Regions from separate parts of the Homo sapiens genome. Here region 1 is linked to region 2. Evidence: read pairs that join two places in POLR2A ChIA-PET (ENCODE). Cell type or tissue: MCF 10A. All regions are shown on one strand. Links, peaks and the distances in the headings refer to the core of each region. The heading gives the core; the rest is flanking DNA. Region 1 overlaps CDK13 (cyclin dependent kinase 13). Region 2 has its middle 12 kb from the start of CDK13-DT.

Region 1 (8,546 bases), core at 430-5,429, 160 kb after region 2:
TTTTGTTTTGTTTTGCAGATTATCAAAGCCTAGCAAAATGCATTTAAATGAAATAGTGGGTTTTATATGAAAACTATGGGTGGGGTGGGGAGGGAAAGTAAGTGCCTTAACAGGTAAGCTTAAGGTCTGAAAAAAATAGTTAACTTTTACCCCCATTTGTCTTTTAAAGGGAATCAATGCATTAAAAAGGCAAGAAACTCTGAAGTTTCAGGGGCTGCCTGTTCAGTTCCTGTTAGGTCCATTCCCTCTGCTTGTCACACTTTCTCCTTTTCTGCCTGTCTTTGGGCTGTGTTGCCTTTCACTACCACCTTCTCTTGATAGGGGAGTGAGAGCAAAGAAAGGGAGTAGAACTGCAATCAGTACATATTGTTTGAGAAGTTCTACAAAGTTTTGTCATTTAAATGGTTGAAAGTAATAGCTCCAGGAGAATTTTAGAGTACCATTTTCTTTCAGGCTGCCATATTATCCCTGTTTCCATTTGCCATGGATAATTGGAGGGTCATGGTATAGAAGCAAGAGTTAATAACAGAACTTGCCTAAATGTGTTAAAGTTCATGGGGGAGGGGTGGCAAATACCGTATTTTAAGTTATGCAATTGCCCTTTTAAGAAAGTCAATTCTATTCACTTGTTAACTAGAAACATTGCTTAGATTGAATTTATTGAAGCAAAAAGAAAAGGCAATGAGAGAGAACTTTTATCTTCCTTCCTGTCACATTCTGTAAAGTTGATTATGACTTCTGCCAGACTTAGAGCAACAACTTTAGTTCATTTTAACATTTTTTTTTAATGAAGAGCATCAAAGAATGGAGTAGTCCTTATTTAAACTGTAATGGTGTCAAGTCTCACTGTGTGCACACTCTCACACATACACACACAATTATACTAATTCTAGAAAGGAACCAAAGGTAAATAACCAGTGTTTCCATTATCACTAAATGGAAAAATTGACTGGAAGTTAGAGTTGTGCCAATTAATCATTTTGTTCATCAACTGTTCTGGTAACTTATTTTTTTTTATTGGAATCTTAAATTGGAACAACTGTTACAGAATGTATATTGCTCCAGTTCTAAAGCCAGTTAACCCTGTGCCCTCTAACTTATGAACCTTCATTTCAAAACAGTATGTGGGAAGTCCTGTAGTTTGATAAGAGTAAAATTATTTTAAAGAGGATAATTTACCATTTTACTACTATAAAATAAGTTGATATCAGTTGACCATTTTATTTTTTGATGGACTCTTTTTGTTGGGAGAAAGAAATGAATGGAAGAAAAAAATATGTTGCTTTTATTTGAATATTGATTACTAACAACTTATAAACTACATTGCAGGAAATGAAGAAATATTTTGAAATTAGCAAAATAGCAACAGTATTCAAGTATCTGAAATTTTAATATGGTGAGTCTTAGAGCTTTAGACTTTCCTATAAGTGACAGTATCTAAGTTATTCTTAATAGTCACACTTGATAATTCTGCTGACCATAAGCAGCTAACCTACAGTTGAAGATATTTATGTGACATGAATAGCCTGTGTTTTAAAAATTAAATATTTTATATAAAATTGAACTGTGTTTGGATAGTTTTTCTAATCAAACATTTCAGTTATATATTTATGTTGGGAGAGTGGCTGGGAGGACAGGGAAATTGTTGCTTTGACATTGAAAATTTGAACTAGAACTTCTAATATTATCCTTACACAGCACTACTGTGAGACATACTAGTCTTTTATATGTCACTTAGAAGAAAAAATGTTGCCAATTAAGCCACAATACAATGCTAAGACGTCATCAATTGTAAGCTGCATCCCAGATTCAGACATATTATATGAAAATATGTCTTATAATTGATGAAATATGATAGTAAAAAATTTTAATGCTTCCCTTCATAGCATTTAATATTTTAATTCAGTGAATTTGGATTAATAGAACAAAGTTGGGAAATCACTAGTTCTGTAGGTTATAACAGCAGTCATCGCTGAAAATTTGAGTGAAATCTAAAGAACACAAAATATTGCTTAAATTTTTTGGAAAAAAGCAGGTAAGTCAGACTGCAAGTTAAGAAGACAAAAATATAAAAGATTTGACCTGCCAAAAGAAGAAAGTATTTATCTTCTCCCACGTGAAATTCCCTTTTGTATTTACTGACACAGCAGGTTTTTCTGCATGCAACTCAGTATGTTTCCTACGTCTTCATTATTTGTTGGAGAGTTGCAAGTCATTTGTGAAACCTTAAAATGCCAATTTTAAGGAGTTGTCATTTGTGGAATGTGAAATAAGGTAATAATTCTAGCTGTGATTCAGAGCTTTATTCTGTCAGCAAATACATAGTCAGTGCCTACAACATGCCAGGTAGTAATCTAGTCCTTGGGGTACATCAATAACCGTCAACAGTGTTAAATCATACTTTCAGTGTGCTGACAGTGAGCAAGATTTTTTTAAATGTCTGGAGAAGTTAGTGGTATTTGCTACCCTCAGCTGTATCTAAATTGCACTTAAGTGAATGTAGGGCATGAAAATTTGAGTATCTTTTTGAAATTTTAAATTGAAATTTGGATAGAGATGGTTATGGAGAGAAATCAAACAACTGGAATAGCTGTTTGATATCACTTAAAAGTGATAAAATTTTAAGTTGAATCTGGTCAGTTTGCAATGGCCTATTTGTAAGAAATATCAAGACTTCTTGAGAAAAATGAAAAGTGAATACATAAATGCTTAAAATCTGGTACTTCTGAGTTAAGGTTTTGCTCTTTGAGCTTAATCCAATTTGGGATGATTTTTCATCCTAGGGCTTTTTGTTTTCCTTTTTTATTTTTATTTTTTCTTTTTTTAGGGGAAGGGGACTTGCTTTCTTTTCCAAAAAGGTGAATCCTTCTTGTAGGACATAGGTAAAAAAAACAAAGCTGAAATATATGTTTTGAATATAGATAGCTAATTCCCTGGGATATAATATCCTTTCAATTTTTTTTTTTTTTTTGGCCCAGTCTGCCTTTTGATGTTTTAAAAGTCTGAACGAGATGTCCCAGTAACCTAAAATTATCCAGTCGGTCTTCTTACTTTACAACTAAGAAAAATAAGGCTTAGAAAGAGGGATTGCCAGAAACTTTGGCAGCTGGATTGCCTGTGCTTGTTCCTCTAAGCCATACCTAAATTCTGCAGTAAATACTTAACTTTTTAATAGGGAAATTGCTTCAAGATAACTTGACCAGTGATACGGTAAAATAATTAGACTATTGGACTAATGGTTTAACACAAGTGGCTTTAAAAAGTCTGCTTAAAAAACAATTTTTATTTAGAAAAAATAGAAAAATAAAAACATCTTCAAAATTTAGGAGCCTGAAGGGGCTGTTTGTTTCATATATGGATAATCTTTGAAAAGGCAAGTCCTGTATGTATTTTTCATTTGTTGAAAGAAGATTGGTTATCAGTAGGCTTGCAAACATAATTTGCTTTTAAGTTCTTTCAAGGTTTTATGCAATAAAACCTATTGATTTGGAACTTTAAAAAAAAAAACAACAAAAAAATACTTTCAGGGTTTTGTAATTTCAAGTGGTTTTTTAAGGGGAGCAATAGTTTGCCATTTACCAAAGGCTTCTCCAGATAATTTCTTAAATGTTTCTACTTAAAAATAAAAGCTATTAATAATAAGCTGTCATGGGATCCATTTGAAGACAGGGAAAATAGAAAATTTTTATTGTAAAGGGAAGAACTTATCCTTTTAATTTTATGGACTAACAGAGTCTGCAGGTCTTAACTCATTTCAGCCTGTCAAATGTGCAATTAAAAATGAATTTTCTAATTGTATTCAAATGAGGCTCTATAGTGAATACAGAATCACTCTTCTAAGTTTTTTCCCAGTTAATTTGTTTAAAAGTGTTGTACTCTCTTGCAAGAACGTTTAAAAGTTAAGTCTTGTAACTGTTAACATCTAATGTATTAATATAAGCCATTTGTTTTTTACCATTTTTTTAAGGCCGTATTCAATAGTCTGTAAATAAATTGCCGTAACACTCCCAGGCCATTTTTCAGCCTTGTTTGCTTTTTGCTTCTATCCAGAACAGACTTTTTGAAGTAATCTTATCTGATAAAGATGACCACTTGTAATCCACTGTGCCGTTTTTTTGACAAAGGTTAAGATGTGGAATCTTTTTTTTTCTTTTTATAATTAGTACATATTTGGAAATAGGAACACAGAGAAGAACACCCCCAGATAACCACATAATATTTTGCCTTTGATGGATGTATTTGAATGCATATCTTGTTTTTTTTTTTCTTAAAACAATGGGATCATACTGCCCATAGCTTTGTAATTTGAATTTTTTCATTTAATAATATGTTGTGAACATCTCTTGGTATCAGTCAGTTAAATTCTATCCTCTTTCCCCCAGTCTGGAATGCAGTGTCGACATCATGGCTCACTGCAGCCTTGAACTCCTAGGCTCGAGTGATCCTCCTGCCTCAGCCTTCCAAGTAGCTGGGACTACAAGTATGCACCACCATGCCTGGCTAATTTTTTAAATTTTTTGTAGAGATGGAGTCTCCCTGTGTTGTCCGGGCTGGTCTTGAACTCCTGACCTCAAGCAATCCTCCTACCTTGGCTTCCCAAAATGCTGGGATTAAAGACATGAGCCACTGCGCCCAGCCCACCCTCTTTTTAATGGTTGTAAATTATTGCTTTATAGAGGAACCATACTTTCACAATTTCTCATTGCTGGACACAATATTTTGGACTTTTCTGTTACAAATAATGTGATGAAAATCCACAAAAATACATACATACACACAAACATAAATCAATTTCCTTGGAGTTGCTGGTATAAAGAATGCACTTTTAAAATGTTTGCTAGATCCAAATCGCTCTAGGGAAAAGTTTACCAGTTTCCCATTCCTGTTCCTTAACCTTTTCATTTAGCCATGTTGGGTACTTAAAAGTTAGAGATCTTTGTTAGTTAGACAGGTGATAAATCATCTTGTTTTAATTCATGTTTCTTGGATTACTAGTGAAGTCCAACACTTCATATGTTAGCCAGGTCTTTTATTAACTATTCAGATGTTTGAAAACTTTAACAGCTGATCCTAATATTATGTATATATATAGTATAATGCATACATGTATACATATATAGTATGTATATGTACATATCTATATTGTATATATGTATGTATATATTGTAAATATGTATATTATGTATGTATATTGTATATATTTGTTATATATATTTGTTATGGGAAAATTTTAATATGTAGTTAAGTCTGTTAATCTTTTCCTTGTTTCTCTTTAGAAAAGCATTTAGAAAAGCTTTCCTACTCCAAAGTTATTTAAACATTTACACATATTTTAGTATACATTTAATTCTAAACCATTCTATATTTTATAGATGTTTGTTTTGAGATATGGATCCAACTTTACACTTTTTTTTTAATCTTTATCTTCTGTTTACAAGTCCTACACTTGTATCATTATAAACTAGGCATCTGACATTATGTGTGTGTGTTTTAAAAATAATTTTATTTTCAATTCCTAGAAAATGTGTACCACATAAAATTTGTCAGGCAGAACTTTAATTTAATTGTCCCCTTTTCAGAGTTTTCTATTCCTGTTTATTTTTCCATGTGACTTTCAGAATCATTTAGATTATTTTCTCAAGTATTCTGTTAGGATTTTGGTTGGAAACATATTAAATGTTTTTTACTTAGGGGATCTTTCCATTGAGAGCTTAGTAGAATTGTTTTTTTACATGTTCTCCATTAAGAGTTCGAACTGTTTTTTTTTTTTTTTTGAGACAAGAGTTTTACTCTGCCGCCCAGGCTGGAATGTGGTGGTGTAATCTCAGCTCATTGCAGCCTCTGCCTCCCAGGTTCAAGATTCTCCTTTCTCAGCCTCCCAAGTGGCTGGGATACAGGCCCCTGCCACCACACATGACTAATTTTTGTATTTTTAGTAGAGACGGGGCTTTATCATGTTGGCCAGGCTGGTAAGGGTTCCAAAATTTTCTTCATGTTCTTTTTTTAAGTTTCCAAAAATATTTTTGTTGCTTTTAGATATGGACTCCTCGTATTATAATATTTTTAACTAGTCACCACTTATATTGTAAAGCTGATTCTTAATTGTTGTTGTTAAACTGGCCACATAACTTTTATTATCATTTTTAATAGTTTTCAGTGAATAAGTATAATGGCATTCTTGTTTCTGATTTTACTGATGTCTGATTTTTAGTGTTTCAGTCGTGTAATTTATAGGTTAAAAATAGAATATTATGTTTAAGAAGAATCTTTTTTCATGAAGCCTGCTTATTAGGATCAGCTGTTAAAGGTTTTTTTCAAATGACATTATATGCAATTGCTCTTTTGACCTTTTGATGACAGAATAGAATGTAATAACCATTAATTTAAAATGCTGTTATATTCTAATTCCTAGCCATGTATTTAGGACTTTGTATCTATGTTTTGTATCTGTGTTAATTTTGATTAACAGGTTATGACAGATTGGCAGAATAAGCTGGAAAACTAATGTTTTATTTAGAATATAGATCCTGCTGGGTGCCGTGGCTCACGTCTCTAAACCCAACACTTGGGAGACTGAGGCGGGTGGATCGTTTGAGCTCAGGAGTTCAAGACCAGCCTGGGCAACATAGTGAAACCTCGTTACCACCAAAAATACAAAAAACTTAGCTGGGCATGGTGGCGCATGCCTATAATCCCAGCTACTCGGGAGACTCAAGCAAGAGAATTACTTGAACCTGGGAGGCAGAGGTTGCAGTGAGCTGAGATCATGCCACTGCACTCCAGCCTGGGTGACAGAGCAAGACTGTCTCAAAAATAATAATAGTAAAAAAAGCGATGTTTTAGTTATCTTAACTATTGTAATTATTTCTAAAATGTTATCCAGCAAACATACTTGGGGTAGAATGTTAGACATTTATTTTAAGATGAGGAATAGACAAGGATGTCCATTATTAGTTACTGTTCAGGTTGTCAGCATTTTTGAGGGATGGAGGAAGGTAGAGAAGGGTTTGAAAAGGCATAATTTTATTTATTTATTTATTTATTTATTTATTTATTTATTTGTTTGTTTGTTTGTTTGTTTGAGACAGGGTTTTGCTCTGTCACCCAGGCTGGAGTGCAGTGGTGTGATCATAGCTCACTGCAGCCTTGAAATCTTGGGCTCAAGTCATTCTACCGCCTCAGCCTCCCAAACAGCCGGGACTTACAGGCACATGTCACTATGCCCGGCTAATTTTTAATTTTATTCTTAGAGACAGAGTCTTGCTATATTGCCCAGGCTGGTCTCAAACTCCTGGCTTCAAGCGATCCTCCCAAAGTGGGAGGCCACAGTGGGAAGATTACAGGTGTGAGCAACTGTACCCAAACAGAAAAAATTATTAATGGCAGACTTAAGTGATTGTCTATGTAAAGCACACAAGATAAACTATTATTAGCATTGATAGATTTGTGTGAATTGCTAGTAACTTTTACAGTAGTCTCCCCTTATCTGTGGGTATGTGATCCAAGACTCACCACTTAGTGCCTGAAACTGCAGATAGTACCGAACCCTGCATAATACTGTTTTTACAATCTGATAACCGAGGCAGCTACAAGTGACTAATGGGCAGGTAGCATCTACAGCAGGTAGAGCCAGGATGGTGTGAGATTTTATTATGCTACTCAGAACTGCTCACAAATTAAAACTCATTAATTGTTTCTGGAATTTTCCATTTAATATTTTCAGACTGCAGTTGACCTCTGATAACTGGGGTAAGCAAAACTATGGATAAAGTGGAACTACTGTGTGTAGAAGAAGAGGCCATGAATAGCTAAGGTAATTTCAAAGAACAAGATTTTGGATTTGTTCTACCAGATATAAAGATTCCTGGGACAAATGATTATCTACAAGAAGAAATAGGAAGAGGCAAATTTTGAAAAAAAAATAACACATTTTCATAGATCTGAATGGGAAAACTTTAAAATACTGAGAAAGAACAAATACACTTTGACTAGCAACTCCACTTCTGGACATATATATATTTAGCTTATTTCTGTCTGTATAATTTTATATATAATTATAAAGTGAAAAAAGGTAAATATCTTAAATATTCATTTGTAGGAGAACAGTTAAATAATATGGATAAAAGTATAGAATGACTCCATTGTATTAAATAAGTATTTCTATATAGTGCATAGAGTATTTGAAAACTGAAACTGATTGTGGGTTATAATAGAGCAGATTGTTTTAAAAAGAGACTTGTGAGCCAAGACTAAATCCTGGTTTTACTATTTATTAATCTGTATAGCTATAGCCAAGCTATTAAAACTCCCTTATTTCTCAGTTTTTTCGTTCATGAAGTGGGTACAGTACCTAAAGGTTTATGTTGAGGATTAAGTAACTGAATAGTGCCTTGTACATACTTCAGGGCTCCCTGAATGTTTGCTGTTGTGACTGAGAGAAGAACTGGGTGGGAGTGGGGAAGGGGGAATTTTGCTGCTGCTTTGATGCTTATTTTTTATCTTGATTAAGAAAAATGTATTTGTAATAAAATAAATTTTTAAGTAGG
Region 2 (8,546 bases), core at 1,986-6,985:
CGGAAGGCTGAGGCAGGAAAATTTCTTGAACCTGGGAGGTGGAGGTTGCAGTGAGCCCAGGTTGCACCACTGCACTCCAGCCTGGGCGACAGAGTGAGACTCGTTTCAAAAGAGAAAAAAAAATAAAAAAAGGCTTTTATATTACCTGTATATTTATCAGTTCTGAAGTTTATTATTTCTTTGTATAAATCTAAGGTTTTCTGCAGTCATTTCCTTCAGCCTGAAAAATATTCTTTATATTTCTTGTAGTGCAGGTCTTCTGGAGACAAATTTGCTCAGCTTTTGTTTGTATGAAAAAGTTTTTATTTTGTCTTTAGTTTGGAAAGGTATTTTTATTAGATATAATAAAAACGAAAAGGGTTAAATATGGGAAATGGGATTTTTTTAGGGCACTGAAATTATTCTGTTTGATGCTATAATGGTGATACACGAATGTTCATGGCTGACGTGAACTGATAGCCCCAACCTAGAAAAAACTCAAATGTTCAATCACAGGTGAATAGATAAGCAAATTGCGGTACTGTATATCCACTGTATACTGTGAGGTACTGCTCAGCAATAAAGAGCAATGAACTGATACGAGCTATGACACGAGGAATCTGAAAAACATTATGCTGAGCAAAAGAAACTGGAACCACATACTCTGTGATTCAGTTTATAAGAAACTCTAGAATATGAAAACAGATCTACAGTTAGTTGCCTGGGCAGGGTGGTGGTGGTGGGCATTGATGGCAGAGAGGCTGGAGCCAACTTTTTATTTTTATTTTTGTAAATGAAATATTCTTTACTTTGATTGTGTGGTAATTATATGCTATATATATTTGCCAATATATTATGCATAAACTATGCATCTATAAAGTTGACTTTTTTAAAAAAGAAGACAACATCAAGACTGATTTGTGCACAAAAGATGAGATTCTCAATGACAAGTATCCCTTGAGAATACAGGTCAAGGACTGGCTTTTATGCTGGAAGCTTCCCACATATCAGAACGGAGAGATTTTCTCTGTTATTCCAACTCTTCCCTGGTATCCCTAGTTCTCTCTATGCAGTTCTTTTGAGAGGAATTCTCCTGCTCGTATAGACTAAGTATTTGTGTCCTTCTGAAATTTATATGTTGAAACCTAATCCCCAGTGTGGTTGTGTCTGGCTTTTGGGAGGTGATTAGGTCATGAGAGTTGACCCCTCATGAATGGGATTAATGTTCTTATAAAAGAGACCCCAGAGACCTCTTTTGCCTCTTTTGCCATGTGAAGACACAATGAGAAGACAATGTCTATGAATGAATGCAGGCCCTCACCAGACACTGCATCTGCTGGTGTCTTGATCTTGGACTTTCCAGGCTCCAGAATTGTAAGAAATACATTTCTGTGGTTTATAAGCCATCCAGTCTATGGCATTTTGTCATAGCAGCCTGAATGATTGAGACACCTGCCCTTTTCAACCTTCACCACCATCCACCCTGGCTGCAAACTATTCTGTGCTTCAGGGCTCAGGTCAGAGTCAGTCTGTTCCCTGTCCACCTTTAAACCATTCTGTTTCGGCCTCACTTCTCCCTCTTTCTTTCTGTAATACTTTCAATATCCAAGTCCAGAACCTCTCTAAATTCCTGCAAATCCAAAGTTGTTAATTTGTTCTCAAGGTTTTTATTTATTGATATGCATTCACTGACTTAATCCTAACTAAAAAGCAGTATATTAGTTATCAGTTATCTACTGCAGTGTAACAAATGCTTCAGACTTTAGGGGCTTAAAAGAACAACAAAAAGGGGACAAGGACCATTGGAGGCTATCTGAGAGGCTGGCAAATACAGTCAGTAAATACTTACTTGTGTGTCTATATTCATCTACTTCATTTTTATTCCGCAGCAAGTCTTTCATCTGCCGCTTGTGAAGAAAATACCAATCACAGATACTATATATTATAAACATAACCAAGAAGTTTATAGTATTTTAAAATTACATTTGTAGGCTGGGCGCAGTGGCTCACACCTATAATCCCAGTACTTTGGGAGGCCAAGGCAGGCAGATCACCTGAGGTCAGGAGTTCGAGACCAGCCTGGCCAACATGGCAAAACCCCATCTCTACCAAAAATACAAAAATTAGCCAGGTGTGGTGGTGCGTGCCTGTAATCCCAGCTACTCAGGAGGCTGAGGCAGGAGAATTGCTTGAACCTGGGAGGCAGATGTTGCAGTGAGCCGAGATCGCGCCATTGCACTCCAGCCTGGGTGACAGAGTGAGAGTCTGTCTCAAAAAAATAAAATAAAATAAAATAAATAAGATAAAATTACATTTGTATATACTCTATTTTAAATTAACAGACTTTTAAAAGCAGTTTTAGTTTTAAAGAAAAATAAGTGGGAAGTGTTGCATTCCCATGTCCCCTCCCTACCCCACTCCCAGTTTCTCCTATAGCTATCTTGCATGAGTGTGCTGCATTTGGTACAATTGATGAGCCAATATTGATACATAGTTACTAACTAAAGCCCATAGTTTACATTAGGGGTCATTCTTTGTGTCTTACATTCTATGGGTGTTGGCAGTGGTATGGTAACAGGTGTTCATCTTCATAGTATCATATAGAACAGTTTTGCTTCCTTAAACATATCTCTTTCTCTACCCATCCATCCTTCCTTCCTTCCTCCCTGAACCTCTGCAATCTCTGATCTTTTTACTGCCTCCATGGTTTTGCCTTTTCCAGAATGTCATATCATTGGAATCACACAGTATGTAGACTTTTCAAACTGGCTTCTTTTACTTAGCAATATGCACATGAGGTTCCTCCATCTTCTTTTTTTCTCCTGTGTTTTTAGTAGAGACAGGGTTTCACCATGTTAGCCAGGCTGATCTTGACCTCCTGACCTCAAGTGATCCGCCCGCCTCATCCTCCCAAAGTGCTGAGATTATAGGCGTGAGCCACAGTGCCCTGCCCTCCATATCTTTTTGTGGCTTGATAACTCAATTCTTTTTATCACTGAATAATATTTCACTGCATGGATGTGCCACAGTTTATCACTTTTCTGAAGGACATCTTGGTTGCTTCCAAATGTCGGCACTTATGAATAAAGCTGCTATAAACATTTACATTCAAGGTTTTATGTGGATAAATACTTCTTTTTCATTCCTGGTTCTTCAGGTTTACACTGGGTATTTTTTTTTCTTATATGGTTCATTTCTTCCATACCTGAGAAAAACCCTTAATCTTGTTTTTAGAAGCCTGAATTCTTATTAGATTCTCATCAAATATTGATTACAAGAAAGTTTCCTCAAAATTAATACAAACATTTAAACATTTGTTGAGTGATTCTCAAAGTCCCTTGAGTTTCTAGGCTCTTGGCCATTTCCACACAAAGATGAAATGGTGTGCTATAATTGAGATTGGAGCACTAAATAACTTTTCCATAATGCAACCCAAAGTATCTTAGCCTCTTTTCAGTTAATACTTTAAAGTCTATTTTGTAATTTCTCTATCTTTAACTGAACACTTCATTAAGTTAAATATAGACATTTATCACTATATCTGAATTACTGAGTGTTCCTTTTGATGACAGAATGAAAATTATGCTTCGTTAAGAGCATCTCTGGGCCGGGCGCGGTGGCTCACGCCTGTAATCCCAGCACTTTGGGAGGCCGAGGTGGGCGGATCACAAGGTCAGGAGATTGATACCATCCTGGCTAACACGGTGAAACCCCGTCTCTACTAAAAATACAAAAAATTAGCTGGGCGTGGTGGCGGGCATCTGCAGTCCCAGCTACTCGGGAGGCTGAGGCAGGAGAATGGTGTGAACCCAGGAGGCAGAGCTTGCAGTGAGCCGAGATTGTGCCACTGCACTCCAGCCTGGGCAACAGAGCAAGACTCCATCTCAAAAAAAAAAAAAAAAAAGAAAAAGCATCTCCAAAACCATTACACTGTGTTTTTTACTACTTTTTGAGCCATTCTAGAAGCCCTGCATATATACACATGGCACCAAAACAAACTGCTTCTGTGTGGGGACACATATTTTGCTTTAGTTCTAGACAGCTGTAACTAACAGCTGTACCTTCTTAGCTGCACTAAGTCCAACCCTTCCTTCCTATGTAAGAGAATTCCCCACTGTCTTGATAATCCCCTTGTTCCCACTCTGGAGGCATTAGAGGACATATCCTGAGGCTCCCCACCTCCAGCAGCCTGTGCACGGGCATGTGATCTAGGCTTAGCCAATGATCGTTTTTCCAGAACGTTGATTCTTGACCAAGTAACACAAAGACAAAGGAGAGATGACATTTAATTCACAGCAGTAGGGAGATTATCTCCAAGGGCACTGAGGATTAATCCTAAAAGTGTCCTACAATGAAGGTGGCTGTGTCCTTCCCAGGCTATTGCTAAAGTCTTGTAGCTTCTTGGCTGTCTGGAACCACCTGGGTCTCTATCCATTTTTCAAGCCTAGTATTATAGATTCCTGTCAGTTTGTTAGCCCTTGATAATACCCTTCCAATAAATTCATTTTCATCCTTAAGATTGTTTAGAGTAGCCATTTACTTTCCATAAAAGTATTTCATGGAAATACTTTGATAATTAAAATCAATCCATTCATTAATTCTCCTAATATTCATTAAACACCTACTGTATATTATGGTAGAACTTAAGAATATGATGGTGATTAAGTAGAATATGATGGTGACTAAGAATATGATGGTGAGTAATAGACACTATTTCTACTGTCTTGGAACCCACAGTCTATTGGAAGATACAGACAAGGAAGGACATGATTGAAATACAGGCATGATGGAGAAGGATGCTATTCACCAGAAACACAAAGAAGGAGCATTTATTCCAGCCTTAATGATGATAGTGACGGGGGGTGTGTGTGTCAGATAAAGCTTCAAGTAATATCTAAATTAAGATTTGAAAATATATAAAAATGACACCTAGCTGTGAGGTAGGAGGTGGGAGTGAGAATTCCAAATAGAGGGAAAATGCCATGTGATGGCCCAGAGTTGAGAAATGCAGTACCTTTCAAAAATGAGAAAGAAGTTCTGTATTTCTGAAGTACAGAGTAAATATAGGCAGGTAGAGACTTGAATCTGGAGCGATAAGTGGGACTCAGATTATGCCAAGTATTGTGAGTCACATAAGTTTGTTAGCACTTTTTCCTATAAGCAGTTAGAAGCAATGAAGGCCTTCAAGCAGGAGCCTTAGTAGGCAGCTATCTGGTACCTGGGGGCCTGGGGAAATTGTGTAAGAAAAGATTTGAAATTCAGGAGTGGGAGCAAAAATCTCTGATCTGTCATGACTTCAAAGTCATTAATTTTTTTTTTTTTTCTTAGATGGAGTCTCACTCTATTGCCCAGGCTGGAGTGCAGTGGCACCATCTTGGCTCACTGCAACCTCTGCCTCCTGCGTTCAAGTGATTCTGCTGCCTCAGCCTCCCGAGGAGCTGGGATCACAGGTGCACACCACTATGCCCAGCTAATTTTTTTTGTATTTTTAGTAGAGATGGGGTTTCACCATGTTGGCCAGGCTGGTCTCGAACTCCTGACCTCAAGAGATCCACTTGCTTCGGCCTCCCAAAGTGCTGGGATTATAGGCATGAGCCACTGTGTCTGTCCTATTGATTTTTCTAAAAATTTTATCTTGTTTTTTACAGAGACAGGATCTCTCTATGTTGTCCAGGTTGCTCTCAAACTCCTGGGTTCAATGAATCCTCCCGTTGCAGCCTCCCAAAGTGCTGGGATTACAGGTGTGAGCCACCACGCCCAGCCAAAATCATTGATTTTATTTTTTAAGAACAATGATAATGTGCTTTCCTTTATGTGTGAAAATGATAATACTGGGTTAAAAATTAGCAGACAGGTCAGGTACAGTGGTTCACACCTGTAATCCCAGCACTTTGGGAGGTTGAGGCTGGCAGATCACCTGAGGTCAGGAGTTCGAGACTAACCTGGCCAACACAGGGAAACCATGTCTCTACTGAAAATACAAAAATTAGCTGGGCATGAAGGCGCATGCCTGTAATCCCAGCTACTTGGGAGGCTGAGGCAGGAGAATCGCTTAAACCCGGGAAGCAGAGGTTGCAGTGAGCCGAGATTGCGCCACTGCACTCCAGCCTGGGCAACAGAACAGACTCTTGTCTCTAAATAAATAAATAAATAAATAAATAAATAAATAAATAGCAAGCCAGGCACAGTGGCTCACATCTGTAATCCCATCACTTTGGGAGGCTGAGGCAGGCAGATCACTTGAGGTCAGGAGTTCAAGATCAGCCTGGCCAATATGGTGAAACCCCGTCTCTACTAAAAATACAAAAATCAGCCAGACGTGATGGTGCAGGCCTGTAATCCCAGCTACTCAGGAGGCTGAGGCAGGAGAATCGCCTGAACCCGGGAAGCGGAGGTTGCAGTGAGCCAAAATCGTGCCACCTGGGCACATGCCAGCCTGAGCAACAAGAGAGAGACTCTGTCTCAAAAAAAAAAAATTAGTAGACACGTTTATTGAGAATTTTTTCTATAATGGAAATGGATTTACTATGATTTACCAATGTTTCACAGAGGACTACCTACGAGAGTGGCCTTCAGATTTTTTTCTTGTATTTCCTAAAATAATCTTGGAAGCCTGTATTTTTGTACATTTTAAGTTGACATTTAAGATTTTTTTATTATAAATTTAAATAGTTACAAATGATACAATTTTCTGTCATTGTATAAGTAAAACTAAATCACTTGCGTTTATGTATGGAAAAGATTCAAGCTCTAGCAATTTGATATCCACTATCATTCTTTTAGAAATAATGCATCATCTTTAGTAAGTAGAATTTTACATTGTTCCTCTTTTTCTTTGACTTCTTATTTCCATTCTACTTCCCTTACATAATTTTACCATAATATAATATGTTAATTACTTTTTGGCTTCCAACTCTTTTACTGATTACCCTATCATACATCCTGCTATAAAAATGTGTATTAAATTGAAACTTATGCATTAAAAAAATTTTTTTTCTTTTCCCTATTTTCTATGGCTGGAGAAATTTTTTTTTTTTTTTTTTTTGAGACAGAGTCTCGCCTCACTGCAAACTCCGCCTCCCGGGTTCACGCCATTCTCCTGCCTCAGCCTCCTGAGTAGCTGGGACTGCAGGTGCCCGCCACCACGCCTGGCTGATTTTTTTTTGTATTTTTAGTAGAGACGGGGTTTCACTGTGTTAGCCAGAATGGTCTCGATCTCCTGACCTCGTGATCTGCCTGCTTCGGCCTCCCAAAGTGCTGGCATTACAGGTGTGAGCCACCGCACCCAGCAAGAAAAAATTTTTTATTCTAGATTAAGCCTTAATTTTAATTATCACTAATATTGATTAAAACAGCAAATAGGTGGGCGGATTGCCTGAGGTTGGGAGTTCGAGACCAGCCTAATCAACATGGAGAAACCCCGTCTCTACTAAAAATACAAAATTAGCCGAGCATGGTGGCACATGCCTGTAATCCCAGCTACTCGGGAGGCCGAGGCAGGAGAATCACTTGAACCCAGGAGGCGGATGTTGTGGTGAGCTGAGGTCGTGCCATTGCCCTCCAGCCTGGGCAATAAGAGTGAAACTCCGTCTCAAAAAAAAAAAAAAAACCAGCAAATATATTTTATAATTTGATAAATAATTTTTAAACATTAGTTAACGTGCCATGCACCATTAGCTCATATGTCCATAGAAGATTAGTACTTACTGCTACAATGAGACAGATTGCCTTGATTAAAAAAGGCTTCCTCATATCAATGCTTTGAATTGTGGCTTGCTTTGTTTGTCTTTGTTCTTACACCTTTGGGCAATGCACCATTATGATTAGAGAATGAGTGAAAGTGGCATCAGCTGCAAGTGGCTCATGCCTGTAATCCCAGCATTTTGGGAGGCTTAGGTGGGTGGATTCTTGAGCCCAGGAGTTCGAGTCCAGGAGGAGTTTGAAACCAGCCTGGGCAACAAAACCCCTGTCTCTACTAAAAATGCAAAAATTAGCCAGGTAGCATGGCACACACCTGTAGTTTCAGCTTCTTGGGGCTGAGGCAGGAGATCACCTGAGCCTTGGGAGATTGAGGCTACAGTGATCCATGATCATGCCACTGCACTGCAGCCTGGGTGACAAAGCAAGACCCCTCTCTCAAAAGAACAAAAAAAAAAAAGAAAGAAAGAAAATATGTCTTTTTTTGGTAAAGTGAGGGAAAGAGACCCAGCAAGACACCTTGAGGCCGGGCACGGTGGCTCATGCCTGTAATCCCAGCACTTTGGGAAGCTGAGGAGGGTGGATCACTTGAGGTCAGGAGTTCAAGAATAGCCTGACCAACATGGTGAAAGCCTGTCTCTACTAAAAATACAAAGATTAGCCAGGTGTGGTGGCGGGTGCCTGTAATCCTAGCTACTCAGAAGGCTGAGGCACGAGAATCGCTTGAACCCGGGAGGCGGAGGTTGCAATGAGCCGAGATTGTGCCATTGCACTCCAGCTGGGTGACAGAGACTCTGTCTCAAAACAAAACAAAACAAAAACACCTTGACCACCGGCAGATCAATTTTATGTATTTATTTAAAATTTTA

What was found. Peaks named below come from ENCODE experiments on the same cell type or tissue, not always from the same donor. Only the 100,000 strongest peaks of a DNase experiment are listed, where the experiment ranks them.
Region 1: POLR2A ChIA-PET joins it to region 2 with 6 read pairs; 5 of 35 experiments call an interaction of 5 or more read pairs at or near these places.

The regions. Positions count from the first base shown.
Region 1 is chr7:40,095,571-40,104,116 of GRCh38, forward strand. It overlaps CDK13 (cyclin dependent kinase 13), which reads left to right. Exons shown (of 14, transcript NM_003718.5): 14 at 1-4,010. Among named protein-coding and RNA genes, the nearest start is that of MPLKIP, 35 kb to the right of the region's middle. In MCF 10A, for the core only: no CTCF peak of the experiment used is centred there; no DNase peak of the experiment used is centred there.
Region 2 is chr7:39,932,872-39,941,417 of GRCh38, forward strand. No RefSeq gene overlaps it. Among named protein-coding and RNA genes, the nearest start is that of CDK13-DT, 12 kb to the right of the region's middle. In MCF 10A, for the core only: no CTCF peak of the experiment used is centred there; a DNase peak (open chromatin) is centred at 5,090.